Regions from separate parts of the Mus musculus genome. Here region 1 is linked to region 2. Evidence: chromatin loops called from intact Hi-C (ENCODE). Cell type or tissue: heart. All regions are shown on one strand. Each heading gives the region's core, and the rest is flanking DNA. Links, peaks and the distances in the headings are about the cores only.

Region 1 (15,270 bases), core at 3,495-11,494, 620 kb after region 2:
TATCTATACTGTATATAGTATTTTACTATATACAATAAACAATATTTGAGAATTTAAGGAATATTAATTAGTAAAACAGTAAAGCATTAGAGAGTTGATAAGAACACATTTATCTATACCTGTATGCATTTTTATATCTGCCCTGTTTCATAATGAAACTGCAAATAAAATATAATTCATGTCATAACTTCATGCCACTTTCAAAATCCCACCCCACAGTTAGAGCACGCCTGGGATTTCAGTTGCCATGAGTCCTCTTTACGTATTGCTTGAACAGTATGCTGGTCACAAAGTCCTGCGTGTTTGCATGACCCAGTGCTTCAGCTGCCCTGTTTCCTCCATGGCTTCCTAGTAGGGTTGAATAATTATGGACTCAGGGTCCTTGGGAAAGCTGAAGCTTTGTGCTGCTGGAAGGAGGGTTGATCAAGCCTCTGTCCTTCGGGGTATACTAAACCTCTGAAGAGACATCTTTTCTCTGGAGTTCATGTTTGTCAAGCTCGTCAGCGTGTTTGATGACTGCCTTGCTGGCAAATGTTTTTACGCATTTCCGTTTGAACATTTTTGGTACTCTGTTAATATTTGATCACCAGAAGGAGAGCATGCGCTTAAAGACATGTTGGTCCTTAGTGCACTCTGTTCCTTTTCCATCTTGGTTGCATTTCACCCATCACACAAGCTGTAACATTAACACTATCATGCTTTGGCTTGGTCTGTATTCTAGGTGATTTTTGAAATGCCTCTCACCTTCCTTTCTTATCCTATACTGTCATACTGGAGGGACAGTTTTGTCCCACAAACCCCCATGACATCCAAGGAATTCATTATGGTATACATTAACATCAAAGCCACTAGTATATAACTGCAGGAGACTGTCTCAGCAGGAACAGGAGTTGAATGATGTGTGTAACAAGCAGCCTTAAAACAACTGAGTCACAGAGCCGTCTGCTTCTGCATTATGCGCACTCTTTCTGAAGTTAGGCCATCTCATCTCTCTCCCTGCCCCTCAACCTGCTGTCTTTAGAAGCATCTGTCAGAGGAATGGAAGCAGGTTGGTTCTCTGAAAAATACCAGGGCACAATGCTGTAATCATCAGATCTGTCCAGAGTCACTCCTCTGCATCCTGTCCCTCTTTCAAAAAGTCTCACACCACGGTGATTTTCATATATGACATATATTTTCATATATCACCTTGATGATAAAAAACCAGTGACAGCTCCACTGTGGCCAGACTGCGTTGAAGTTAGAGATTCTCTGTGAAGGGCCACAAGTCATCTGAAACAAATTTAGACAGTGGATAATTAACTAATATTAATATATATAAATATAAATTATACACACGCACGCGCGCACACACACACACACACACACACACACACACACACACACAAACTTGGTGAGTCTGGCCTTGGGTCCAATTCCAAGGAAAATAAATAGATGAATACATAAATATCAACAGTGAGCTTGCCATCTGAGTAATGCTTTACTTCCTGTACATTACCCGAGTGAATAGATTCTTGGGCTATATTTTAGTGCACGGCGTTCTTCTAATGGATTCTCTTGTTTTGCTTTCTTAGTCCTTTTGTCCTGCTTGCCTCTCTTCGCCCCTCCCCCCACCTCCCACTCATTTTTTTATTGGGTAAGGCTTGATACCTAATCTCTCTCAGGCAGAGTAAAGAAAGCTGATCGTGTTTAGAATATTTATGTATATTTTTATATTAAACATTTCCCCTCACTTTGTTGTTTTTATTTACAGAAACCCACTATTGTTTATTGCGGTCACGTAGAAACAGCCTTGTCCTCATCAGGACTGAGCCATAGTAGGCTAAGCCAGATTCACAGCTAGGGCGCGCTCTACCGGCTGAAGCGCAGCAAGCAGTAGAGAGGGCTTTCCATCATCACTAATAAGCAGGGAGCATGGGCGGGTAGGGGTGGGGTCTGAAAACGGTGCGCCCTGTGCAGTGGGATTCTAACCAAACACGTCCCTCTGTTTCAGCCCCTGTGCTGCATGCCAGAGTGTGCAGAGGTCACGAAGAAGCAGAAGTATTACGGTAGCAGTGACAGCAGCTACGACAGCAGCAGCAGCAGCAGCAATTCAGAGCTGGATGAGAACGAAAAAGAGCTGTGTCAGAAGAGACTAGACCAAGTCCCATATAGCCTTAAGCACACCAGTCACTGCAAGATAATCCAGCAATCCAGTAAGTCAATCTCTCCTACATCGTTAGAGGAAGAACTATAGAACTGAAACTCTTGAACTCAATAAAAAGTCCGTGGGCCAAAAGAAGCATTGTCCTGTGTGAGGAAACCTGTGTTCACCCTGTCTTTCTCTGGCCAGAGCTGGGTCCATCCCTCAAACCCTCTCAACTTCTGGAAGGAGGGAGTGGACCGAATTGAGGACCCTTCCTTCCTCCCGTGTCCCATAGTGTGTTTGCTAAGCTGTGGCCTGGGTTTTGTGGATGTGCCGTAAGGCTTTTAGGTGGAATGTGCTCTCTTTTAAGCCCACATCATGCCTGACTCAGTTTCTGCCTACCACCTACCTTGTTTGGTACTGTTACTTGGTTTTAAACATCTCTCCAGGCATTTGACTTGATATTTCTTTGAGCCCAGAACTGGGAAGTAGTTAACATTTTGCTCCTTCTAGCTTTTATTCTGGGCAAGCATTTAACCAGGACTCTGGGTACATGACAGGTATTTAGGAAAGCAACCAACTCTTCTTCCATCTTGCTCCCTCCAGCTATCTGCATTCTCTCTCTCTTTTCCTTTCTTTCCTTCCCTCAGTGCCAGTGACCATGATCCAGCCTCTGATTTGCCACTCACCCTTAAACATCCAAGCCAATATCTCCATTTTTTCCCCCCAGATTTTTCTTGAAATACACCTTCTTGCTGCTACCTCAGAAGTAGGACTGTCTTCAGGGGCATGCCATACGCTCTTTTGCACAGCGCATAGTGTCTCAAGGGTCCACCAAATTCTCCAGCTCAGTAGTGTAGTGAACAGGCTGCAGCTTTTACAGAGCTGATTCCCAGCAGTGGTTAGCACATGAGGGTCCTGGTATGTGTGTTAAAACTGGCCTGTGAGGCTCGGAGTAAAGTACCCAAGGAGTGAAGAACTTATCAAAGGAAGAATCCGGAGAAGCAATCTTTTGTTTTTCTCCAAGCATTCCATTGAGATACCTGCCCCCACTGCCCCTGTCATGGAAGGTCCGTGGATTTAGCAGGGAATCCACCTTATTGATTGACATTCTCTAGCACCAGTGATTGATAGCTGCAACTCTCTTTTGCTTCCTTTCCTGAAAGATTTTGTAAATGCAGCTCTGGATAAATATGACTCGGTTTTTTATTTTGGAAGCTGACATTTTATGTCCAAATTTTGCTGGATTTTGATCCCTGGCCTGTCAACTAATGTGTCTATTATTTAATAGCATGGACTGATGAAGGGTATGGGCCAGGGAGAGAAAAGATCCTGAGAGTTTTACAGCTCTGAGATTGTTCTATGCTCTGGGACCAGTAGGTTCAAGAACCAAGATTAGACAGTAGCATAATAAAGTGGGAAGCAGAATTAAAACAGGTTTTTGTGTAGGAATCTTTATTTTAAGTCAACCCAATTCAATTACATATTTATTTTCTTATTGTATCTTTAGGTGGGAATTATACCAAGGGTTTTACTTTATTTTATATTCTCTCTTTAATCTTAAACCAGGAGCCCCATAGCCACAGATTCTCTAATGACCAAGGGCAAAGTCCAGATCAGGAGTGACACTTTCTTGTGTAGACAGTGGGCTTGGTATTGTTAATGCCTCACAAAGCAACATAAACACTTTTTTCTCTCACATCATTTATAGGTGGAAGTCACAACCTAATCTACTCAGAATCACCGGTGTATCTAACTACTTTAGTTTTCTTGTCTGAATTTCCAGGTATGTAGGTGATAAGGGAGAAAGTAAGGTGACTGAGACGATGATATTTTCCTTCTACCCCACGAGCAGGTTCTCATTATTCAATCCTTACCTAAGACCTGTAAAGAAAGACCAACAGTGTAGCTGGGAGTATATGGTTTAGAATTCTCTTCCTCTTCCTCCTCCTCCTCCTCCTCCTCCTCCTCCTCCTCCTCCTCCTCCTCCTCCTCCTCCTCCTCCTCCTCCTCCTCCTCCTCCTCCTCCTCCTCTTCTTCTTCTTCTTCTTCTTCTTCTTCTTCTTCTTCTTCTTCTTCCTCCTTCCATGAGTTTTGTATTGTTGTATGTCAATTATGTGACCTTTGTAACTAATATCTTTTAAAGGTAGACTGACCAGTGACATGTTCCCATATAGTGTGCGTCTAAAAAGTGCTGTGCATTACAAATACAGAAAGATGCTAAGACTTGCAGCAAAAGTCTTTTGTTTTTAAACAGCATCTTCTAAAGCTTAGATGAGTATGTATTTTTATTCTCCCCAGAACATAAAGAAACAATACTACATTTACCACACACTCACAGTATCTTTTAGGAGTGCTCATCTAAACCTACATTTATATCTATCACATTTATGAAGTTTTGGGTTCTTTTCAACAGCTGATGAAGAGAGACCTTTGGGTATGCAACCCGGCTTCATGTGAGTTTTAGTAATTTATTTAACTAATGGAGATTGACATATTCTCCAAGCAGAGAACAAACCCAGGATAGAGGATCTAGAAAAATGAGCAGAAGAAAAGATTAAAATGCTGGTGGTGTTGAGCAACTCTCTTTTTTCCAGGTCTGGAGCCACAGCTTACCAGGGATGCTGCTTCTCTTTCATCAGTGTTCCCAGCATGCACAAGGGCAAATATTTGATGATTTTTTTAGATATTTATTTTGATAACAGTCTTATTCTTTGACTTCATTTTTTTCTTCACTTAAATCTTTTGCTATTGAAATCTCTCTCTCTCTCTCTCTCTCTCTCTCTCTCTCTCTCTCTCTCTCTCTCCCACCCTCTTTCCTTCCCTCCCTCCCCCACTCCGTGTGTGTGTGTGTGTGTGTGTGTATGTGTGTGTGTGTAAGTCTACCAATTTTGCTGCAGCCCTTTTAATAGTGAATTATTATTTACATTAGAATAACCTTCATATTGTTCTGTTCTGTGACTTCCATAAGAAGCCCTGAATTCTGTCCCTTATCTATTTACCCTGGCCACTCTCTGTTCTGTTTTCTTCTTTTCTGTGATACTTTAAAATGGTTAATTTCTGACCTACACAGAGACTCTAATAGCTAGTTTTAACCCAAGGTTAGTAGATAGCATTGTGGACTTACAAAGAAGCGGAGGCTTTTAGCATTCAAAAGGTTGAGGTGTTGGCTGACCTTGGCCACCACCTTGCTGTGTGACTTTGGGAAGGCTCTTCTGATAGTCTAGACAATAGAAATCCCTTTTCCTGGCCAGGAAGATCATTCAGTGTGTGAAGTGCTTGCCATGCAAGTGTGAGGGCCTAGGTTTGGATTCTTAGAACTCAGATGATGCCGGGTGCTGTGACATGTCTGTAGCTCCTGTGTCTCTATGGAAAGATTGGAGGTGAAGACAGGGGGTTCCCTGTACGCTGGGGGTCCGACTAGTCTTGCATCTACAGCAGTAAATGATGAACGATGAGGAGACTTTGTCTCAAACAAGGCTGAAGGCGAGGACTGAAAATTGTAGTTGTCCTCTGAACTCCACACGCGTGCTGTGGCATATGTGTTCCTGCATTTCCACACACACACACACACACACACACACACACACACACACACACACACCCCTTCTGCCCAGGTTTCTATAAGAGTGACATCAAAGAGAAGGACCTATATGCTCATGGGTGTTTGTCTCTTTCCTTCTGTGTCTCTAACATCACACTTGGAGAACTTAGCACTGACGTCTTCTTTAGTGTTTTCCCAGCAGAAGTGTTCTTTACACACCAGAACTTCTCTCCTAGCGATGGTGTCTAGACTTGACCTTTGTCACCCAGCCACCACTGGGGTCTAAGCATTAGTCTGTGGAGACCTACTAGGCAGAAAAGCGTACTAACAGCACCACTTCTCCATCATCGCTAGATTCCATGAGGCGTTCGGTCAGCTGCCCTCGGTCCATCTCTGCTCACTTACCTTCCAGAGGGGATGTGCGCCCCTTTTCTTCTCAACAAGTGATACCATTAGCAAGACCAACGTCAGCGTCCCGGTCACATTCCTTAAACCGCGCTTCATCCTACGCGAGACACCTGCCTCACGGCAGTGACACCGGCTCTACCAACACTCTGGTAAGCTATCAGTGGGTTGTGTCCTTCTGAAGTTGAGGAACACTGTACTCGATGCAGTTGGAGAGGGGATCAGCTGAGAGGATGGGGAGACGGAACCCCCAATCCCTTCTGTAATTCAGTCATGACCCTGGGAAACTGCATTGTTCTCTATCTCCTGATGCAGGAGGGTAACGTTGTTGGTAATCATTTCCTGATGCAGGAGGATAACGTTGTTGGTAATCGTTTTTATAAACACGTTTCTTTTTCTTGCAATATCTCAATCTCCTATAGAAACAAGCACAATTAGTGTATGGAAAATGCCTCTTTTAGACTCCAATAGTTTAAAAACTGGTTTAAAAAATTCTACTCATCGAGCCTAGGCGTGATGCTGTTTAGAATGCTTTCTGCAGATTATATTAACAAGGAATATCTCCTTTTCAGCATAAACTAGAGAAATTTACAATTGAGAAAGTCGGTGGTTTTATTATATTTTGCTGGAGCTAGACCAGAGAGTTATATAAAGTCTCTGTTTCATTAACATTAACAAATTTAAGAACGAGTCTTTCCAGTGGGAGAACTCTGGAGATATAACTGAATTCACTCCCTTCATAATGATGACTGATCTTACTATCCAATCCAAGAATCGGTGGCAAGTGAAACAAATTAGGAAGTCCTTTTGAATTACTCATAGGTAATGTTTATATCCCGAGCAAGATAAAATACAACCAGGAGAAAATACAAAAGACATTCTTACAAATAATAACCATTTTAATGTTAAACATTCGCAAATAAATGTCCACTTAAAAAATTAACAATGTGTCCCTTTTACCTGAAACTATCTTTCACATTATACTGGTACAGTGGAATAAGACCCCCTCCATGTGTCTGTATTCTTTCAAATTTAAGAACGAGTCTTTGCGGCAATTGAAAACCAAAGAGCAGGAAGACGACCTCACCAGTCAGACCTTGTTTGTCCTCAAGGACATGAGAATCCGCTTTCCGGGGAAGTCAGACGCAGAGTCGGAGCTCCTGATAGAAGATGTGAGTATTTGTATAAAATCCAAAGAGCATCTGTCTACTCTTCTGAGAGCATTAAAATGTATTGCCTGGGACCAGGGAGATAGATCTGTTGGTAAAACCCTTCCTGAGCCAGCATGGTCTTAGGCTGGGTCCTCAGAACTTACATAAAGAGCTGGCATGGTGGCCTGCAGCTGTGACCTCAGTACTGGAAAGGCAGAGGAAGGAAGACTCCTGAGAGTTCCCAGAGGTGAGCCGCAGCTCCCAGGGAAACGTCATTCAAGCCTGACCTCTGACCTCCACAGGCATGCATGCACACACATGTGCACACACATAAACACCAGCATATATGTGCATTGTACACATATGTACATGCACACATGCCTCCTATACATCTACACACATACAAAAAATGTATTTTCTGATCAAATTATAATTGATTGAATAGGAAATGTAATTGATATTGCTTTTAGCCCCCAGAAACTTTACAAAGTAAAAGAATTCATTTTAGTTATTAGGAACATTTTATCATATAATAAGGCTTTCAAGTAAGAATAATTAGCATCAAATAATAACTGTTCTTCATGATCAAAGAAATATCAGGGTAAACTCTTCTATTTAAAAACTAAGTTGAAGAGCTTAAGATGAAAAGAGACAGGATGAAAATAGCGCCTTGGTATAAAATGTCAAGATGAATTACAGGTGATGCCTGGAAAATCACGTTTTGAAACAGCCTGGATGAGTTATTTTCACGCCCGCCACCTAGTGGAGCGTTTGGGTGGCAGATGTTCAAACGCTCCGCAGTCAGGACTTGCTCCTCTCTTAAAAAGAAATCCAAGGTCACGGGAATGGTTTGATGGAAGAACATTTCTTCACTCAAGGTTTCTCTTATCCGCCCAACACGCTTTATAAATGCCCACAGTTAGGTCATCCATCGGCCACAGAACGTTTTGAGGGTCGGGTTGGTGGCTTGTGATTTTCTTTTCCCCAGAAGACAAGGCGCCATCTAGTGGTCATATGTAGAATAAGAACCAAAGCTCTCACTGGGTCCTCTTATTGTTCATCCAATGATATGAAACAAGTGCATAGAAATAACGAAACAAGAGAAAGATTTCTTGCTGCAAAAATCTGCAACGGCATCATATTATTGTTATTAGAGAATTATCGTTAAGTATCCAAGTCTTTTGAATTTTGTGCTAAGTTTTGTTTTGTTTTTTGTTTTTTTTTTCAAAAGTGAAAGTTAGATGCTGTTTGTCAGGGAGCTTGTTACAACAAAAGAAAATTGAAAATTTTATAAGGCATTGTGATAGATATGTTTTACATTTTTTTTTATTTAGTGTGTTTATGTGTGTTGGTCCCAGGGATTAGAAGAAGGTTACACTTGGCAGCAAGCATCTTTGGCCAACGAGCTTCATCGCCAGCCTGGAAATGTTTCCACTCACTTTGATAATGTTTATTTCTAAGAAAAGCCAGTAACTTTGAAGCAGGCACATCATTTTTGTCTGTCTTTTATGATCTGATATTTTCTTCTCGAATTTATTTCTTTTATTGAATATTTGCCTCCGTGTGTGTATGTGCACCACATGTGTGCCCGCTGCTCAGAGGTCAAGGACGGCATCACAGCCCCTAGGACAGGAGTCATAGACTATGTGTGGCCAAGTGGGTGCTAGGGATTGTACCCAGGTTCCCTACAAGAGGAACGAGTGCTCTTAGCCACTGAGCGATCACCTTGGTTCCACTGAGGTCTGCTGTTTTTAATTAGAAAACGAGAGAGAGAGACACTAATGTATGTGGCTATTGCGATTCTTCCATAAAGAAGATTGTTAGGCTTATACAATCAATGAAACGTAATTAATAATTAATGTCAGGCATTAGATTCTTTGCTGTATTTCTGCTGTGTTCCAGACTTGAATGCTTGCTACAGTATCCATTACTAGGGTGTATACTGAGGAATTCTGTAGAATTCTGTAGGTAATACAAAACAAAGGGCTAGTAGAACTCTAATTGAATATAGGCTGACTTTGAATGTATTGTTCAATATTCTATCACTATGTGGGTAACACAGCCCTGTGAGTAAAGATAGAAAAATCTGTGTTGGAGTCCTACCTAAAATGTGTGTATCCAAGGATTTCTGGCTTTTACTCTCTGAGTGATATTACTCTTACTGGAGAGAAAGAAATGGGCTCAGGTTTAGAACCTCTGACTTGTCTAAATCTCTGCAGGTATCTTTCTATGAATGGTAGAATTGTTATTATAAGTAGTGCTCTCATAGTGCTGTCACTGCACGGATGAATACAGTCATGGATAACAGGGTCATTCACTATTCTCTGTGAGCATTCTAGCCTAAATTTGTTAACTTCTCTCCCCCAATAGATCATGGATAACTGGAAGCATTATAAAACAAAAGTGGCTTCATATTGGCTCATAAAATTGGACTCTGTAAAACAACGGAAAGTGAGTAGCACATGAAGATCACTTGGCCATTTATATGTTCGTTAAGCTAAAATGTTTATTTAAGTTCAGAACAAGTTTACATATGAACATTTATTTGCTTATTTCTTCAACAAACACTGTGCACCTATTATATGTTAGACAAGGTTTAGGACCGTGTGTCAGCAGATATCTGTGAGTAGTGTGTCAGCAGATATCTGCGAATCAGTGTGTCAGAAGATATTTGTGAGTGGTGTGTCAGCAGATATCTGTGAATCAGTGTGTCAGAAGATATTTGTGAGTAGTGTGTCAGCAGATATCTGTGAATCAGTGTGTCAGTAGATCTGTGAATCAGTGTGTCAGAAGATATTTGTGAGTAGTGTGTCAGCAGATATCTGTGAATCAGTGTGTCAGAAGATATTTGTGAGTGGTGTGTCAGCAGATATCTGTGAATCAGTGTGTCAGAAGATATTTGTGAGTAGTGTGTCCGCATGTATCTGTGAGTAGTGTGTCAGCAGATATCTGTGAGTAGTGTGACAGCAGATATCTGTGAATCAGTGTGTCAGCAGAGCGGGGAGCAGGAACAAAGATCATGGAATAAAAATTAGTTTGATGTGTATATGGATGATAGACCACAGTTTTACTTATTAATCTATTTACATGATAAATTTTTATTGGAAAATAAGTGATACAGTAGTTATAAGAGATGAATTTGGATGGTGGGTCATTGCTCAGATTGAGACTTTATGGGGTTCGAGAAGAAAGAGTTTTACTTTAGTAAATGAGATGTCACTGGAAAAGTTTGAGACTTTTGTAGTCTGACTAGTAACTTGAAAGGACTCAGAACCACTGGAGGGGACTAGAGTTGAGAAGAGAGAATGTGGCATAGAGTGGAAAGTGGTGAGATGGTTTTTAGGGCAACTGAGGCAAGAAGCAGGACTGGTCAGCTAGGGTGTGGAGGGATGCTTGGATTCTGCAGGCCTGTTGTGTGGGTTTAAAAGTATTTATTTTAAGGACTGGAGAGATGGCTCAGCAGTTAATAGCATTGGTGGCTCTTCTACACGTCCCAGGTTCTATTCCAATCACCCGCATGGAGGCTCATAACCTTCAGTTCCAGGAGACACACACTCTCTTCTGGCCTCCAAGGGTACTGCATGCACACAGTGCACAGACATACATACAAGTAAAACAGTCATACACATAAAAAAATGCTTACTTTATTTTACGTGCATATATGTATATATCTGCGTGTATGTTTTTGCGCCATGTGCATTCAGGACCCCAGAGAGGTCAGGAGAGGTGTCTTATCTCCTGCAGCTGAAGTCACAGACACGTGTTACCCTCCATGTGGGTGCTAGCAATTGAATGTGGGTCCTCTTGCAAGACCAAGTGCTCTGAGCCACTGAGCCACCTCTCCAGCCCCCTGTTTTTGTGCTTTGATATTGCATATGCTAGGTAGATGTACTGACTAGCTATCCAAGTGACGATATTGAGTGTTTTTGATGTACATATGGGTTTGAGAGCAGAGTTGAGGTTGGATGTGGAGGCTGTAAGGCATTTCAAGGAATAGAGCTGGACAGGACTATGTCGAAAGTTTGTAAGAGAAGACTGGAGTTTCTGGGACCCTGTGAGCCCAGGGGCCACTCCTGCAGGTAAGAATGGGGAGGTGGGAGGATTCTCTGAAGAGGACTGAGAAGAGACAGGTGGTGCCCAGTGAAAACAGCAGGGGTTGGGGGTCCCTGAAGCCACATGAGGTTACCTCAGCCACAGACTGATGTACTGTGCTGGAAGTTGCTGCTGGGGGTAGAGCATCAACCTGTCTGTTGTTTTAGGCAAACATGGAGGTTAGTGGTGACCACAGTCAAATTTTGAGCAGTCTGAGGGAATTCTATTAGTGAGTCTCGAAGAGGAAAAAAGCAGTAGTTGGTGCAGACACTTTTCAGAGCTGGGGGAAGAGACAAAATGAAGTGGTGGTAATGTGGAGAGAGTAAGATTTCTTTTTTTCCTTTCTGCCTTAACGATGAAGACTCCTCATTTGCGCATGGGTGACAATAGTTTGGAACAACCACTGACAGGGAGGGGCAGTATCAAGTTCTTTGGGAAACCGAGGTCTGGTCCCACCAAGAACAGTTATTATAACCAGAGGGGAGAGGAAGGGCCCCAGGGTGTGACGGAAGACGTGAGATCTGATGAAAGAGCAGGGGACACATAACAGCTGCCATGCCAAGGAGCGTGGGAGGCAGGGATGGCGTCCCCTTAGGAGGCTTGTCTCATGTGCTGGGATGGTTTTCAGGAGCTAGTACTATTTCAGCAGCTCTAGGAAAGTGGATTAACATTTGGCCATTCTACGGCTTGTTGATAGATGAGATGGAATTTGATGCCGATGAGGTTATGACCTTTATCTGAGTAAACTGATCTGAAGGGCTGTCCATCAGCTCATGCGTTGCCCTGCCATGGGCAGAGGCAGTGTCTCCATTGAGGAATATGTGTCAGAAGAGGCAACAGAGGTAGACAGACATTCACCATGCTGTGAGCCATGGGTGCGTAGTTGCTTAGCAACCGAGTCTGGCCTTCTCCCCCACTACGGACCATAAGCCAGAACACCTTCTCCTTCTATGAGTGCCTTTAGGTCATGGTATTTTGTCACAGCAACAAAAAGTAACGAATGCAACGATGTTCAAACAATTGGTTATTTATAGAAGAAAAGAAAGGGATCTTACTTCTTATCGTACACAAAATAAATCCCATGCAGGTTACAGTTTGGTATATAACATAGGGAAATATTAAGACAAAGGAAATGCAGGAAGGAAGATGATTGTAATTGCAGACGGGGAAACAATATCTTTAAAAAGACCAAGAGAGCTAAAAGGGAAATCTTGAAAGACTGTTACAGGAAAGTTTAAAGTTGGGTATAGCTAGTGGTTCTTCCCCATAATCCTGGCATGCAAGAAGCTGAGGCAAGAAGACTGTTGGGAGTGCCAGCTTAGTCTGGGCTACACTGTGAAACCACATCTCAAAAACAAAAACAAAACAACAACAGCAACAACAAAACTACCATCACCAACAAAAACAACAAACAAAAGCCCCCAAACAACAACAACAACCTCAACCAACCAACCAACCAACCAACCAACCAACCAACCAAGACCCCAAGACAACAACAGCAACAACAACAACAACAACAACAACAACACCCACCCACCCAACCAACCAAAACCAAAAAGCCTAGAGAAAAATTTAGGAATGCCAAAAGAGACCTTAAAGAAAATTCAAAGCAGAATGGGTGTGAGGATGTTAAGCAGGTAAAGAATTGAGTTTAGCAGGCAGGAGTGGGATTTGAGTAGTTGGGGGTTGAGCAGGCAAGGCAGGTGCTGAGCACATGGGAGAGTGTTGAGGAAGACTGACATTCAGTGCCCATCACATAAAAAGCAACAGAGGTAAACCAATCATTCTTAGCAGTCAGTCAACAAAAGTCAAACCAGCTTATAAACACCCACAGGTAGCGTGGCAAAATGCATAAAACAGGACTATTTACTAGATCTTCAAATAGCCAATCAGCATGCAAATAGATCTTTGGCTTTACTAATGATGAGGCAACAGCAAGTGAAAATTATCCTATTGGCAAAAATTAATAAGATGGATAATTCTCATTTGTGGGCCTAGCATGGCCTAAGAGGGCCTTTGCTCCGCCATCAGACAGGGTACATTGGTCTAACTCTTCAGAAAGGTCATTCACGGTACTTATTAAATTATGGATGCTCGTAGCCTTATGAGTCAGAAGAACCATTCCTTGCACTGTGTCCTGAAGATTTTCATCCTGAAAAGTAGAAAAGACATCTATAGGCCAACATTTATAACAGTGCTGTTAGTCAACTACCAAGAAGCAGCTTGAGTGTCGCAGTGGGATTATGGTTAAAAGGACGTGGTGCATTCTTGCAATTTAGTGGCATTTGTTTGAGTACTATTCTAGAATCTTCTGAGCAAAGCACCCAGCAAGAAACAAAACTCAATGCAGACTCTCCGGGAGGCAGGTGTCCTCTGCTCCCCGGTCTTCTCTTTCTGGAGATATTCTGGGCTCAGTGCAACCAGTGGACCATGCCTGTGGGAACTGAGGGAGCCTTTCAGATCTGGTGGCCATCTTTTTCTGTCTCATTCTCAACCATGCATTCTGGATGGTGAATTATCAATCCAGTATCAATTTCCAAGCAAGATAAACATTCCAGGCTGAGTTTTGGGAGCTCAGCCCCCTGCGAGCGTTCTGCAAGGGTGGGGAGGGTCTGCATCTATGTGTCTATGATATCCAGTGTCACTCACTAGTCACATGAAGCTCCCCCCCCCCTTTTTCGAGACAAGGTTTCTCTGGGTAGCCCTGGCTGTCCTGGAACTCACTCTGTAGACCAGGCTGGCCTCGAACTCAGATATTTGCCTGCTTCTACCTTCGGAGTGCTGGGATTAAAGGCGTGCACCACCACACCTGGCCACATGAAGGACTTGAACTACTGTGACCACACAAATTGAGTTTGTAACTTAGTTTCAGTTCATCTAGAGTGAGAGGACAGTCACATCTATCGCTTTCTGCATTTAACAGCATAGGTCTAACAGACGAGATGCCCTTTTCTTAATGGTCTTCCATAAAACCTTTCTTTGCTATCTTCCCACTTATGAATTTAGAGGGGCCATGAGAACAATCCAGTGACATTTTTCATTTGATACCAACCTAAAAGGACACCTATATTAAAGTAATAAGTTACACAATAAGGTACATTGTTTTATTTTAATCTACTAATGAGTGTATTACTTAAAATTAACCTGTTTTTTTTTTTGTCTTCTTGTCTGTCTTTTTGTCTCTGTCTGTCTGTCTGTCTGTCTGTCTTTTTCTGTATGCTTGACTGCCTTCCTTTCTCTCTGGCATTAGTGTTTTCCTTCTTGAAGCAGCTGTATGATGGCATACCCTATACTCCCAACAGTGAGGAGTTAAGACAGCCTTGTCTACATAGTAAGTTCAAGGCCAGCCAGGGTCACATAGTGAGATCCTACTTCAAAGAACCTTCCTTTGTTTGACCATGTATGATTTATTCCTAGCGGATCTCTGTACTGAGCTAAGAGAAGGGGAGCAATGCTACCTACTGCCTTTTCCCTCCTTTACTTTATGTATTTCTATATTTTTCAAGTTACCATGATCTGTTTTACAAGTGGAGGGAGGGATGGCTGAGAGAAATGAACCAGTCTGTTGTAAACAACTTGACTAAATAACAGAGATGTGGGTTGGCGCCATGGCTCAAAGAAACAAGGGAAAGAGGTGGGACTGGGCTCTGAGTCCAGGATTTTAATCTAGGCTGCATGGGCAGGAGATTCACAAGTTCAAGTCCAACCTAAGGTTTAGAATGAGTTAAAGGTTAACCTGGGTAATTTAGTAAAGAGTCTACCTCAAAATAACAAATACAAAACAGGTTGAGGAACATAACTCAGCTGATTGCCTGGCATTTGCATGAAGTCCTGGTTTAATCTCTGGCACCACAAAACAAAACAAAAACAACAACAAAACCAAAACATAAGACAATCAAAAGAAAGAAAAGAAAGAATACAGAGAATTAGCAGTTACAACAAAGAGGTGGATA
Region 2 (15,270 bases), core at 4,719-12,718:
TAAATGAAAACTGCTTTGTTCGTACATAGAAAATTATAATAGACAATCAAGTTAATATACTAAGCATTTGACTTTCCATTGTCTGTACACACACATGCAAAGCACCTGGAATGATTATATTAACAGTTTTTCACTATTAGTGTGAGCAACTGTAGTTTTCTAGAATCATCTGTTGGACATCATTGCGAGTTTGCCCCTTTCAGCAAACGCCATTCTTCGTCTTCGCCACCGCTGTCCTCTCTGCTTTAATAGATTTGATTTTTAAAGATTCTACATGCATACCGTGCTGTGCAGCATGCTTTGTTCCAGTCTGTTCTTCTTTACTTAGCATAAAGTGTTACAGGGTCATCTGTGTTGTGTCAAGTGTCCAAATGGGTGACTCCTTTTGTAAAGCTGAGTCTATCGATCACATCTGTCCATCTGTCATCTGTCACCTAGCTATCTATCTCTATTTACTTAGCCATCTATCTTAGTTTTCTCCTCTCTGAGACAGGACCGTTCAGGAAGGAGAGGTCCTTTTGGCTCACAGTGGTGTGGAGCCATGACACCTGAAGTTCCTACGGACTTGGTGATGGGAGCGTATGGTACACTTTGTTGTCACATTGGTGGGTCAAGAAGTGTAGAGAGCACAGACCAGAGCCATAAGTGGGATCAACTTCAAGACCTACCCCTAGACACGCCCTTCTTTCAGGCAGGCCACCGTTTCGAAGGTTTCACAATCCCCAGACAGCACCCAGACGGCTGAGGAGTAAATCTACAAATGCACAATGCCAAATGATGGCATTGCCTATGCCATGGTTGTCCTATGACTTCATCCACTGGTGGAGTCTGAAGGGTTTCTGAGCCTTGGCTAGTGCTGACAGCATTACAGTGAACGGGGGAATGCTCTAAACGGCTGTCTTGAGATATGTTCCCTTTGTCTTGATGGAGATGCTTTTGGGGAAAGTTCTGCCTGCAGGAACATCCTTCAGTGACCTTTGTGTCCCTCCTGGGGGCTGGCTGAGACAGTCAACACACAAAGCTACTGCTTGAACATGGATAAATACCACAGCCACTTTGCAGCGTGCTGACATTTCACACCAACAGGACAGGATCGGAGTGCTCTGCCAGCCATTTTGTGTGGCGTTTCTCTTCTCTTTGGGGCAGCACTGTAGGCGATCCTTTGCAAGAGACATAGTGCCAGGGGTATGTCATCATGACCAGAAAGGTTGGTGTGGTCATGGCCATGGTTAAGATGAGGACTCTGAGCTTCAAAGATCACTGATGTAGTTGATCAAAGCAGTGTGGTTTCTTTGCCCTTCATATTTCTATTTACTCATTTGCATATTTGGTCTGGCTCTGTTCTAAGCTGCAACTGTGTCTGTTAGGGCCACACTGCATCCATGTGATTCTGCTGGGTGGGACATAGGATGGCCCTTTTGATTGTCCTTTCTGATCTCAGAGATAAGGCTCACCCTGCTCCAGCAAGATCTAGAGAGTTGGTGAATCCAGTGCTGGGCAGCACAATCATGTATTTCAGCTATCTATTGTGGACTTGGGTTTCGATGTTACTCTCCAGGCTGTGCAGTTTCTCCTAAAATGCAAGACATGTAAATCCCTAGCACTCTCAAAGGTTAGAGCAAGCAGATGTATGGTTTCCCAAAGCCTGCTGCAGAGACTCAAATGAGAAATAATAATAATAATAATAGTAATAAATCAAACAAAACAAGGAATATCAAACAAAAACGTTTGCTTCCTGAACACTGCATAATTCAGCAATTGCAATAATTCATGATTAGTTTAGTTTCCCTTTATCTGCATTGAACAGTGAGATCTTCATGATACAGAAGAAGCTGCCATTGGTCCTTAGCTGGAGGTTTGTATATGAGATGGACCTTATTTCTATGTTGATATATATAATAACTTAGGTAACTACGAATATAAATCTTCTGGGCAAGGCCTGTGAACAGGTACAGTCATTAAAAGCTATGGTAATGCTGAACTTAGGTACTGGGACAACTGATCTTGTCACACTGGTGTGGAAGGGGAGGGCAGACATGCTCCAAGGAATTCTGTCCCCCTGCCATTCCACATGAAGTCACAAGTCAGTGTTCATGCTAGACAATCCTTGCTGGGTTTCCTAGACAATGGGTAAGTCCCTGGCCATGGACTGTTCTCTTTTCTTGTATTACCTTTTTCTACCGATGTGGCTGCTTCTTGGGTGTCTATCTCTTCTTGAAGGAAACTTGTACTTGGGGTTTTCTGGTCAGATTTCTGCCCAAGAGGAAGTGGCTTCTTTCTGGACTGCTACACTGCTATCGACACAGAACTCTCACATGGAATGGACACAGAACTCTCACATGGACGGACATTAGGAATTGGTCACCTATTGGTCCTAATCCCTTCCAGGAGCCTGCAAAGGATCCCATACAAAAGGCTGATTGCACTAGACTGGGCAGGCAAAGAGCAGGGTGCATGCTAGACCTCCAAAGTTCAGCTTTCACTCGGGACACGGGGCAGCATGCCTGTTGCCCTGACACCCCTGCTGCTCCAACCCTCCTCTTGCAACAGAAATGACCTCGTGTCGCACGGAGCCCAGAATTTACTAGTGACACACCACCTGTACCATTTGTAATTTTTGCATATCTCTTGAAAACCTGTGGGGAACTCTGCACCTGGGCATGGTGCCAGAAAGGTAGAAGATACTGAATAAATGCTCATTGAATACATAGATTTCCACATAACTGTCTGAGGTAATAGTGGACGTATTTATACCTTGTCAAATAAATGCAGAAAAATCCCCTATGGTGCTAAACATGATTTTAGTGTAGAGAAACTCAGCATGATATCAAGAAAACATGTGTGCACATGTGCACATGCACAGACTGAGACTTGCAGGCACGCCACAGAAACATGGAAGAACAAAAGACAGCAGTTGTTGGCAAGGATGCCGGGCAAAGGGCTTCATTTCTCGGGAGAATATACCGTAGTTCAGGCAGCCACTGTGAAGAACAGTATGGCGGTTCCTCAAAACGCTAACAATACAGTTTGTACGATCCGACTGTACAGTTCCAAAAGGACCAGTTTACTGTGAAGACACTTCTGGGCTCATGATTACAGAGGCATCATTCACAGTGCCCATCAGTGGATAGAGAGTGTGTGGCAGAGCCGTGCAGTGGGGTTTTACTTGGCTACAGGAGATTGAGAAATTACACACTATTCAGGAATATGGATGGATCATGGCATTAAGTGAAGTAAACCTGTCCCTTAAATACAGGCTTTACATGTTTGCTGACACATATGGGGGGGAGGGGAGGAGGGGGAGGAGGAGGGTAAGGAAGAGGAGGAGAAGGAGGAGGGTGGAGAGGAGGGTGAGGAAGAGGAGGAGGGTGAGGAAGAGGAGGGTAAGGAAGAGGAGGAGAAGGAGGGTGGAGAGGAGGGGAAGGGAGAGGAGGGGGAGGAGGAGGGTGGAGAGGAGGGGGAGGAAGAGGAGGAGGGTGAGGAAGAAGAGGGTGGGGAAGAGGAGGAGGGTGAAGAGGAGGAGGGTAAAGAAGAGGAGGAGGGTGAGAAGGAGGGTAAGGAGGAGGGTGAGGAGGAAGGTGAGGAAAAGGAGGAGGAGAGGGCAAAATAAAAGGGAGCTAAGAGTGTGGAGAGCTGGGTGGAGAAGAGCTATCCTATACAAGCCTAATGACCTGAATTAGGTCTCTAGAACCCATGTATAGATGGAAGGAAAGAACCCAGTCCACAAAGCCGTCCTTTGTCTTCCACATGGATGTATAGCAGACACAACCACACTTAACACACACATCAATGCACACACACACACACACACACACACACAAATGCATTGCAATAGTAATAAAGTTAATTTTAAAAAATAAAACAAAGAGGGACTGCTTGGGATATAGGGAGGAAAGGAAAGGGGTAACAAGAAGGTAATGGGGGAGCTAAATGTGGTCAGAGTACATTATCTGCAAGTATGTGACTATCATCATAAAACCTGTTACTTTGTACCATTTAATACACTAACAAAAATAATAATCTCAACTATTCACAATAGTTAAATGATTAAAAAAAAAAAGTCAGGGTCCTGAGAGGATTCTACAGAATTCCATCTGTCTGCCCATCATGTGACGAGCCAATTAAATTAAGAGATAAGGTGTTAGAACGAATACTTATCCTCCCCGTTTACCTTGCCGGGGAGCTGACTTGGGAGAGGTTTGCATGAGTTGCTGATGGGTGTTCAGACTGGTGGGTGAAGTTCTGGGATGGTGGAGAGATGAATCACATCTGGCTAGTTAGTGGTCTTGAGACGACGTCTGGGGGAGGGGGAGGGGACGAGGGTCTCAAATGCTAGCTCAGCTTGGCCTTGAACTCACTATGCAAAGGGCGGGAAGCTTCTGCAATAGGGAGGGACTTCCTAGAAGGTGAATTGCTCCAGAAAAACAAACAAACCCCAAAGCAGCCAGAAGCATTCTGTTGCTGCTCTGAATGGGACTGGCGTCTCCTCACCCCCTCTCCTCCCAGCCACTGCCTGGGAAGGAATCCTTCAACACCTGGTGGACAAACCTGAGCCTTCCCTGTACAGAGCTCCGAGCTTGCTTCACAGCAGGGCAGATGCCCCCTCATCCACTAGGGATTCAAAGGGGTTGGTTTTAGACCAGCAAGATAGCCCGGGGAGTAAAGACATCTGCCATGCAAGTCTAACATTCTGGGTTTGACCCTGTGGCCAGCTCCAGTAGGCTGTCTCCTGACCTGTACACAGACTCCACGGCATACGCAGGTACATAGTATTTGTTCTCACTTAAGGCTATACTTTCTTTCTTTGAAAATAAAAGGAGCATTCAGGATGCAAGCTTTGGTGGTCAGGCAGCATCCTCCATGGTCTGGAAGCCGACGGATGAGAAGGCGCCACACTTCAGGCAGAGTAGCATCCCTGATGGAGATAAGGATGGGTGTTCCTCCCTTAGACAAGGAGCCTTTGTGGGAACATTTGGTGGGACCCAGATGCAAACCCCAGGCATCTGCTCGGAGAAGAAGCAACAGGGTGCCCTGTGATAAAGCCAGCAGGGATCTTGCTGTACAGTCGGGGAGGGCTAATGGGCTGTGTGCGGCTACCAGCCAGGGAGTGTGTAGCACGCTCCTTACAATACAGAACATCCATCTGTGGAGGGAGTTTGACAGCCAGGCTCTGTGCCCGCCCGTGTGCCTGTGCCACTTCAGAGACCTTGAGCCCGCCATTGTTCATTTGTGAGCTCCCTGTGTGTGATTCTGGGAGGGCAGGTCTCAGTGCTCCGCTGTGCTCCCCTCCCCTCCTCCCTCCCACTGCACCAGCACCCTCCTCCCTTCCTGCTTCCACCGCTCAGCTGTGGCAAGCATTTGGTCATATCTTTCTCAGAAAGCATCGTCTAAGCAACCGACTTGGTCACCTGGATAAAAGTCACGTGAGAGAGTCGGGTAGGAGCCGGCTAAACATGGAGGAAGGAGGCCCGGATTCCGCTTCCTGCTGCCATCTTAAGCTGCTCTGAGTTTTTACCGTTAGCAGCAGTTTATTTTGTTGGACTTTTTTTTTTCTCATGGGGCAGTATTAACAACTGCATGGCTCTTGCTCTGTGTGCTCCCTGACCCCTGCCTATGGAAGACATGGCTAATCAGTCACTGTGCTGTAGAACCTTAGACTTGGCCTTACCGCCTTAGTATAGAGCTCTGGAAGATGGATGCTCAGTGATTTGAAAGCACTCGAGATGAAGTGGATTTCCCACACTACCTTAAAGCAATACATCACCTGGGAACGAGAGAGAGGTCAGTACCAAGAACAGGCGGTAGGTAGGTAGGTAGATAGATAGATAGATAGATAGATAGATAGATAGATAGATAGATAGATAGATAAATGATAGGAAGGCAGACAGGCATATAGATAGGTTTGTTTTTAGTCAGTCAGCTAGAGATTGTTCAGTGGTTAAGAGGTAAGAGAGAGTATTGCTGTTTTTACAAAGGACCCAGAATTTATTCCTAGCACCGAGCTGGCATCTCCATAAATCCAGTTCCAAGTAGATCAGATGCCTTCTTCTGCAGTCCTAGGCACTGCATGCCTGTGATATATATAAACATTCAGGAAAAACATACGTAAATACAAGATGAAACTTTTTAATTTTAAAGTTTCCAAATGTGGTAGCACGTGCCTAAAATAGCAATCAGTACTTGGAAAGCTAAGGCAGGAGGATTTCTGTGAGTTTGAGGCCAACCTCGGCTACATAGTAAGAAGACTCTTGTCTTTAAAAAAGTATTAATAACCCAGGCCCAGAAAGACAAACAACACAGGGCTTTCTTTCCCATGTATATTCAGCTTCAAAGCTGTATGTCTGTGCGTTTGCTTTGGAGTGTCTTTAGGGGTCAGGAAACTAAAATGGGCCTTGAAAGGTGGAAGGGGAAGAGACCTGTAGGAGAAAGAGGATAATAGAATGCATGGGAGGAGTTTGAGAGTAGAAAGATTTTAAAGGAATGAGGTGGGAGGGGAGAGGAGGGGATGGGGGTAAGTTACCCAAATCTGAGGGTTATGAAAGGCTTTACAGAATCCAGTACCACACAAGCTAATTTAAAATACAGACTTTCAGGGGACTTTGAGTGGAGAGACTTTGCCCGGGTGGACATAGTGTCCAGGAGCTGTGGATTAGTAAATGAAAATCCCAGGGCTGTTCATGGGGTCCTGCCATGTGAGTTGTAGGTCGGGGAGGCCCTGACACTCTAACCCATGTGGCACACATTCACAGATACACGTAAATTAAGATCAAGCAAATTCTCTCCCCTTGTGCTTCCTAGGAGGGCAGGGATCCCCTCTAGAAGAACAGGGTGTCTGCACAGTTGTGATTTCGCTGGCCTGGTAGCCTGGTGTAGGTCACTTTAAGTAGAGTCTGGTCCTTCTGCGTCTCAGCCCACAGCTTCCTCCACTTGCTGACTGCACTGTCTGGCTTGGCAAGGAAGAAGAGGAAACCCACACGTTGCTATTTAAATCACAAGCAATTAATGGTTTTCAATAATGTTTGTGGTAAAAATAAATAAATAAATAAATAAATAAATAAATAAATAAATAAATAAATAAATAAATAAATAAATAAATGAAGAAATAAATGGTCCCCCTCGTCGAACGTGTAAAAGCAAATCCCCAGACTCACTCAAACAGTGGGTGATTGGACAAGGAGCCCGGTCGCCATTTTTGTTTTATTATAAATTCACCACTCACCACTGGGATACTTGAAGAGTCACCTCGCCAGTTGTAAACCTTGTTTCTCCTTGCCTGTACAATGGACATCAGGAAGAGTGCACTGACCTTGCTAGATAGATCAGTCACTGCTGAAGAGTTTCCATTCAAGAGGACAGCTGTCACCAAGATCTGCATAATACTCGAGAGATGAGCTGTCATTCCCAGAGCTCTGGTAACATTCAACAAACACCGGGAGGTGTGAAACCCGTGCCCCCTCCCTCTCCCGGCGCCCCCCCCCCCCCCCACCGCTCAGATGAAATGAAATACATGCGTCCTTCCCCCACCCCCCACTCCCTGCTCAGATAGGTAAAGCCATGAGGCTCAGATAAAGTCTAGGAGGAGTTTCTATTCTGATGGGGCTGCTGGAAAAACAACCCTATAGGGACCACTGTTGGGTGAAAGATGACTCCAGATCAGCAGGAGACCCGAGGGGACCCTCTCACCCCTCTCTATTTCAGATGTCTAGAGAGGGACAGGCACTGCATGCATGCTTAATGAGTATTAACTGGGAGCAGCTGAAAGCATTAAGGACCAGCGTGTAACAGATTAGCTCACAGGGAGTAACCCAAACACATCTCCTTGGGGTTACATTTATCAGGGCACCTCGCTGGGTGTTCTCGCCGTCAGGAACCGCTTTGTAACCACATGCCCACTGCACCAAGGCCTCTGCCTTAGGAAGCGGCGCTGTGTTTGTTCACCCAGCGGAGCTTCCAAGGACATGAATTAAACATTTGTTCCTCCCAGCTCTGGCAGTTTGCCGCATTCTTGCGGAGGAAAGTCTAAAATGGCTTTGTTCTTTTTGCTGCAATCAAGGAGGGACCTGGAAGCAGAAGATACGGTAAGGCGAAGATCTTTAATTTGGCCACTAGGTGGCAAAAGAGTTCTACTGAAGATACTGCAGGCAGCCCAAGGCACTCTTAGGGAAATCCTAGACAGGTTTTCAGAGCAGGACAGGTTCTGTGAGAAAAGATCTCAGGGAAATGAAGGAGCTAAACTGATGCGAACAGCCTCTAGCACTCTGATCAAGACTACAAATCAGGATCCCAACTTCTAGAACAATCTTGTTCAACAAGCCACTCCGTTTCCCCCTCTTTAGGTATGCTCGTCTTGTATTCTCGGCGAAAATACAATAAGGAGGTGAACGTGGCATTTCAAATTAAAATTTAAACGTGCAGTTGCCAGTCTCGCGGTAGACACCTCTGAGATGACCCAAAGGCTTCGGACTCATAATTCTAACCCTCTTATGTCCTCGATCCCACCCCTTACGTCCTTACCCCGGCTGACCAGCAAATGTGCAGGTCAAATGCAGATGGAGACTCTAGCCAGCAGACCCGAATCCAAGCCCATTTGCCAGGTTCCCAAACCTTGATGTCTAGGCTTTCTAAACAAAAAGAGGAGGAACGACTCCATCATCAAATTCCCACCCAAAGACCATAGACATTCATCAGAAAGTGGACTTACTATCATTTTTATTTTAAAAATATTTATGATTGTGATGGATTGAATGAGATGTTCCCCCAAAGTCTCCAGTATTTGAATACTTGGACACCAGTTTGCAGTACTGTTAGGGGCAGCTTGGGAGTTACGGCCTTGCTGGAGAGCAAATGTGGACTTTGAGAGCTTAAAGCCTTGGCCAGTTTGAGTTGGCGTTCTCTGCTTCTTGCTTGCAGTTTGAAGAAGTGAGCTCTCAGCTTCCTGCTACGGCTCCGCCCATCGCGGCTCCGCCCATCGCGGCTCTGCCCCTCTGCCATCATAGACCTTTACCCGTCTGGTACTGTAGCCCAAGTATAACCTTCCTTCTATAACCTGTCTTGGCCACGTTGTTAAGCAGTAGAAAAGTAACTAAGACGCGGTCTTTTAAATTTTCATATACCCTATCATGTTTCAAAAAGGTCTTACAAAACAACTAAGCCACCCACACGTCTCAGAGACCAAGAAGTGCTTGAATGATGATAGCCCTTTCAACAAAAACTATTAAAAATATTTACTGGGTGCCACCTTAGTTAGTTTGTGTGAGTTATTTTACCTAATATCCTGTCAACAGAAATCATATTTGTCTAGCTCAACTGGCTCTTTTTTCTTGCCAACTATGAATTCATATTTTTGACAAATGAGAAATTTACACTAGTGGATCTACCCTGATGTGACCTTTTTCTTTTCCTGCCACTTTTGAGCTGTGTGAGGACACTGGGTGCTTGTGTGGCCTTGGTGATGCCCACATTTCTTAAAGCTTGTAGCTAGCTGTATTGTTATTTCAAACCATCTTAGGGAGATAGGTAATGCTGGAAGCACTTGGTTCTTCTTTTCCAAAGACCATTCTCTTGTTAAAGGGATCAGAGAAGAATCGATACCATTATAAATAAAGAATTGTGTTCCCAGGAGGAAGGAGCAGCTCTTCCTTATTCAATTATAATTAATAAATGAGGAGTTAAGGGAAAATCCACAAAAATCAGATACTGTGATTTTAAAAGACTCTTGTAGGTGACTCTGGATAAGTAAAATGAAGGCAAGGTCCCGCACATTGTGATTGTTCCTGTTCAGTATCCCATATTGTCCACATCCTTAATAAGGAGCAAAAAGATCACATTTCCCAGTCTCCCTGGCAAGTGGTTCTCACATGATTAACTTCTGGCCAATGGAATATCAACACCTGGTGGGTTAATTTCCAGGAAAGCTTTTAAAAACAGAATATAGACGTAGCCTTTTCCCTCCCTCTTTTTTCTTTGCTTCCCATCTAGAAGACAGATTTTATGGCCGCTATTATCGTGGATGCATGTGAAACATGAAGCAGCTGTAGGTATGGAAACCACGTGCTGACATGCAGACAGAGAGAGAAAAGGTCCTGATCACCCCGCAGAACTCCCAAGCCGGAACCAGTCTCACTGCCTCCAAACTATGCAAGCATTACACAGCACTCCACGTCAGGAGTTGGCAGCCAATAGAAACTTGAATGGACACAGGAGTATGAAAACCTGTGAGATAGAGAAAATGGTGAGAAACAGAGCTCTCTGTCTTTAAGTATATAATTTTTGTGCATAAAAAACTTTGGAGGTAAGAGTGTACACACACACATTGTTTTAATTATGGCTGAGGGATATTGGGCCACACAACAGAACAAGTGACATCAACCGAGCCAACAGTAGCTTGGTCTCAAAGCATAATCTGCCCCAAGCTTCGCAGGTCCCCTCTTCCTGGGTCATTCAGAAATCGGATTGTCTTGTTGAGGGAAGCTTTAGCAGAAACAAGTTATGGGGAACATGTTTCTTGGTAAAATAACAAAAGCACCATCTCCTTTTCTGTGCAGTTTTCTTAAAATCTCTTATGCACACGTCATCTTCTGTAGGGTAGGGAGCCACATTATACAAAAGCCTTACCATGTATTTAGGCATCCTGTCAAAGCAATAGGCAGTTCAAGCCATTCTGGACTGGGAGGACACTCAGTTGATACTTTTAGCTCTCTGAGGAGACTATAAATTCACATTGGTTAAGATTTTAAGGTTAGGGGTCTAGGATCCCCATAGAAGCCAATCTGCCTGCTGTTCTTTTCCGCTTTGATATGCAGAGTAAGAAAGGGGTTGCCAGGCAAAAAGGTGAATTAGAAGTTATTTTGTAAATGCTGTAGCGTTAGTTCATGCGTTCATCTGTCATGTCCATACATCTGTCCATCCGTCCACCAGCAGTAGGGAATGACACTCTGTGTCCGGTGCAAAGCTCACTGGTAAATAGGACAGTCCTTGGCAGAAAGAGGACTCACATGAAGATGTTCTCATACAGAGCCAGTGCGACCTCATTTTATTTCCCAACCCAAGGTGGGGAAAACCCAACGGGATTACCAATATGAAAAAGTAGGAAGTAAAACTCAAGTCTTAGGAAATATTGATTTTCCCTGGGTATTGACATGTTAGCCTTTGCATTGCCCCCTTCAGTGTTCATTGGAATACTTTATGTCACAAGAAGCTAGAACCTGAATGCTAAGTCATTCCATCTCCTGGCTTAGAGAGGTGGGCTGTTCAGAATACCGGTTTAGGGCAGTTCAAGATACCAGCTTAGCATATATCTGCTATATTTGCGTGTCGCCTCTACTCATGGTTGAAACTGGTTTGTTACTGCTGCAGTGTTGCAGGAAGTGACTTTTGAGAGATGGCTCACCGAGAGGCACAGCCTTTACAGAAGGACCATCATCGTGTCAGGAGTGGGCAGTTCCAGCCCTCTGTGTTATGGTTGCTCTCTGCCCATGTGATACCTCCTAGCCACACACAGCCCAGCAGGCAGGCTCTCACCAGGTGTGACCCCCTGCACCTTGCATTTCCCAGGCCCCAGAACTGTAAGAAAAGAACTCTGGCTTCTTTGTTGATTGCTTAATTTGCGCCGTTCTATTATAATGGCTGAAAATCAGACACTAAAAGCATCTCTATGTTGGTGGCCTCCCTTCATGTGACAGACCCTGGTATCACATTTGCACGACAGCACACAAAGCTCTTTCCTCGACTTCCTCAACAAGGCCCGCTAACTCGAGCCAAAGAGCTTGGCCATCCTTACTGTAGAGGCGAGCAAAGGAGCACTGTCCGTCCCACTCAGAGCACGCAGGATGGAGCTGAACATTGGTCGACACTCATTTGGTTTCCAGTATGTCCCCGTTTGTTATGGTTTGAATCTACAATGTCTCCTTTGGCTAATGTGTTGGGACACTTGGCCCTGGGCTGGTGACATGGTTATGAAACCTGTAGGAGGTAGAACCTCACGGGAGAAAATGGGTCTCTTGAGGGAGGGCGGTCAGCCTTGAGGTTTTACAGCCCAGCCCTATTTCCTGTCTGTTCTCTGCATCCTGACAGTGGACTCAACGTGATCAGCTTTCTCGCATGCCTGCTCTAACGGGGAGCGGAACTGAAGCAAAACCGAGAAGCCTGGGTCTCTGGAACCCATAGATGCAAGCAGGTAGGGTTAAAGAGTAAAGGAAACTAAAAGTTGGCTGACAAGTGGATGTACCCCAGAAGGGCTCCGTGGATAAATGCAGTGGCTGAAGAAAGGCTAAGCCATGTGTTTCAGGCTGCTCTCTATTGCCTTGATAAACACGGAGACCAAAGTCAGCCTGGAGAGTAAAGAATTCCTTCCAGCTCCCAGCTTACAACGAGCATCCTGAGGGGAAGGCAGAGCAGAAGTCTGGAGGCAGAGGCTGATCCAGAGGCTAGGGAGGAACGATGCTTATGGCTTGCTCCTTGTGGCTTGTTCAACCTGCTTTCTTATAGAAAAGGACCCCCTTTCTAGAAATGCCACCACCCACAGTGGGCTAGGGCAATCAGGAAAGTTCCCCAGAAGGCTTGCATACAAGGCCAGTCTTTTTTTTTTTCCCCAAGAGACAGGGTTTCTCTGTGTAGTCTTGGCTGTCCTCGAACTCGGAAATCCACCTGCCTCTGCCTCCCAAGTGCTTGGATTAAAGGTGTGCATCACCACTGCCCTGGAACAGGTCAGTCTTATAAAGGCATTTTCTCAGTTGAGGTTCCCAATTCTAAAATGACCCTAGCTGTATCACGTTGATGAAAACCCAGCCAGCACACCATATCTCCCTGTCCTTGTCAAGCTCACGTTTCCTTGCTGCTGCTGAGCCCCAGACCCAGGGACAGGATGCCCCAGACCCAGGGACAGGATGCTCCTTCCACTCTGGGCTGCTGAAATTAAATTCTAGGGATTAGAGTCATCAAGGAATATTTCTCCACAGATGCCCCATGGTTGCTGTTGGAACCTGCCGGGACAGACATTTGCGTCAAAGGTTTTAGGGTGGGAAGGTAGTCCTTGATCGTGTGAGTGAGACTGGTATAATCACAAGCGCAAAGGGGAAGAAGGAATGTCAGAGAGAGATTAGAAACATTGCTGACCACGAAGATGGGAGTGGGTCATAAGCTAAGAGATCCAGTTGGCTTTGAGGAACTACAGAAGACAGGGAGAAATAGCCTCTCCCATGCAGCCTCCAGCACGTTGGCTTTTGCAAACACCTATTTTGAACCCCTGGTTCCCTTTTCTGGCTGGCTAGGTTTCTGTTAACTTGACACAAGCTAGGGTCATTTTAGACTTTCAACTGATAAAATGTCTTTATAAGACTGACCTGTAAGCAAGCCTTTGGGGGCACTTTCTTGATTAACCTAGCCCACTGTGGGCGGTGGCATCTCTAGATAAGGGGCCCAGGTTCTGGTGCTTGGCCACTCAGGAGAGCACAGAGGCCTCTTGTGGTACTAACAGGAAATGAGTTCTAGGTGTTAAAAGCAGGTCCACATAGGCAAGGGTGAGCTGACCAGGCAGATGCACTCAGTCTGTGTGTGGACACAGCCCAGCTGCCCTGTAAGCTAGGTCCGTGCTTCTTCGTGTACTCAGAGTCCTTTTAAGTACACAAGAGACTCCTGCTTGTAGGCACCCCCAACACACACACACTCACACACACACACTCACTCACACACACAGTCACACACACACACAGACAGACAGACACACACACACATACACACACTCACACACACACACTCACTCAAACACACACTTACACACACACACACACATACACACACTCACACACACTCACTCACACACACACTTACACACACTCACTCACACACACACACACACACTCACTCAGACACACACACACACACACTCACACATACACACACACACAGACACACTCACTCACACACACACTCACACACACACTCACACACACACTCACACACACACTCACACACACACTCACACACACACACACACACACACACACACACACACACACACACACCCTCTGCTGCCCGTGCTAGGGCAGCCCAGGGCTAAGGTGCTGATGGCCAGGCTCTTGGATTCAGGCCACTCCGAGGCCTGGCTCATATACTGCTTCTGTCCTCCTCTACCAAAGTGTTTTTTCCTCGCTCTAGTTTTAAATGACTGGCTGATGAAATTCTCTGTGGCTTCCCTGGGAGGCTTGGTTCATTACGTCCATTAGTGCTTCCCCCATTTCTCCCCAGCAGGAGATTTTCAAAAGCATTAGTTCAAATGGCAGCCGCCTGCCCTCCAGCCAAGCGTTGACATTCCCCCTTGCTGTGCTGGATCCCTACGCCTCCCTTGGCAGTGAAGACGTCCCAGTTGGCCTTCCTACTGGGGGGGGGGGGGGACTTGTTTCTGGTTAAGAGAACCTGTGTGCCCTTGGGCCTTACAAGACTGGTATTCCTCTGCAGAGGTTGTTCCCTGATCACTAAGATAATCACGTTCAGAGCCTATGGAGAAAGTGAAAAATACCCAGAGTGAGCCAGGCCTGCTTTCCCCGTCAGCTCAGGAGGCCTCCTTGTTTTACCCTAGCCGATTTTGATCACAGAGCCCCCATGGGGACCACCCGTCTTCCATTAGAGACCTCACTGGGGGATCCTGTGTTACAGAGACTGGGGACCTGGCTAGAGCTTCAGGCACGAACTTCCCTGCTGTGGGCACAGTCAAATAAGGATGGGAGGACATATATCTGGTCTTTTGTGAGAGCATTTTGCTCTCCAAGTAGCTGGATGAAAAATCAGACTCTGTTTCATTGTTAAGCATCCAGAACGAATTATTAACTGAGTGTAAAAGCAGCACTAGGTGGGACTAGGAAGAGGGACAATTTGAGGCTCAGAATATTAAAAATGAACATTCCAAATAATGGGACTAGCTCAATAATTCTAACTATGAAAGGCATTTGGTACAACTGGTTATTGTTGTTTTATTGTTTGCTTTACACAGGGACTCACGTCTTTCAGACAGGCCTTGAGCTTGTTATGAAGCTGAAGATGACTGGTGCCAACCTCACAGCCGCCTCCCCTAGCCACTGAGTGCAGGGTAGCCTATGCTAACCTCACAGCCGCCTCCCCTAGCCACTGACTATACAGTGTGTGAGCTTTCTGCAGGTTGCTGAGTTAACAAAGGTCAATATAAGTTATTGACTTTGAAAAAAATAAAAGTTTTCAGATAAAAATCCACTTTAGCTGGGCGTGGTGGCGCACACCTTTTATCCCAGCACTTGGGAG

What was found. A loop is a pair of places that touch in the nucleus more often than their neighbours do. Peaks named below come from ENCODE experiments on the same cell type or tissue, not always from the same donor. Only the 100,000 strongest peaks of a DNase experiment are listed, where the experiment ranks them.
Region 1: a loop joins it to region 2, with 9 times the contacts of the local background. A loop is called at or near these places in 18 of 42 quality-filtered maps.

The regions. Positions count from the first base shown.
Region 1 is chr3:146,937,983-146,953,252 of GRCm38, forward strand. Ttll7 (tubulin tyrosine ligase-like family, member 7) reads left to right here. Exons shown (of 21, transcript NM_001357217.1): 15 at 1,994-2,195; 16 at 6,024-6,226; 17 at 7,112-7,246; 18 at 9,596-9,676. Among named protein-coding and RNA genes, the nearest start is that of Ttll7, 93 kb to the left of the region's middle. In heart, for the core only: a CTCF peak has its summit at 8,122; no DNase peak of the experiment used is centred there; H3K4me3 peaks cover 475 bases; H3K27ac peaks cover 253 bases.
Region 2 is chr3:146,320,022-146,335,291 of GRCm38, forward strand. No RefSeq gene overlaps it. Among named protein-coding and RNA genes, the nearest start is that of Gm40167, 19 kb to the right of the region's middle. In heart, for the core only: a CTCF peak has its summit at 8,097 (motif pointing right); no DNase peak of the experiment used is centred there; H3K4me3 peaks cover 1,909 bases; H3K27ac peaks cover 3,469 bases.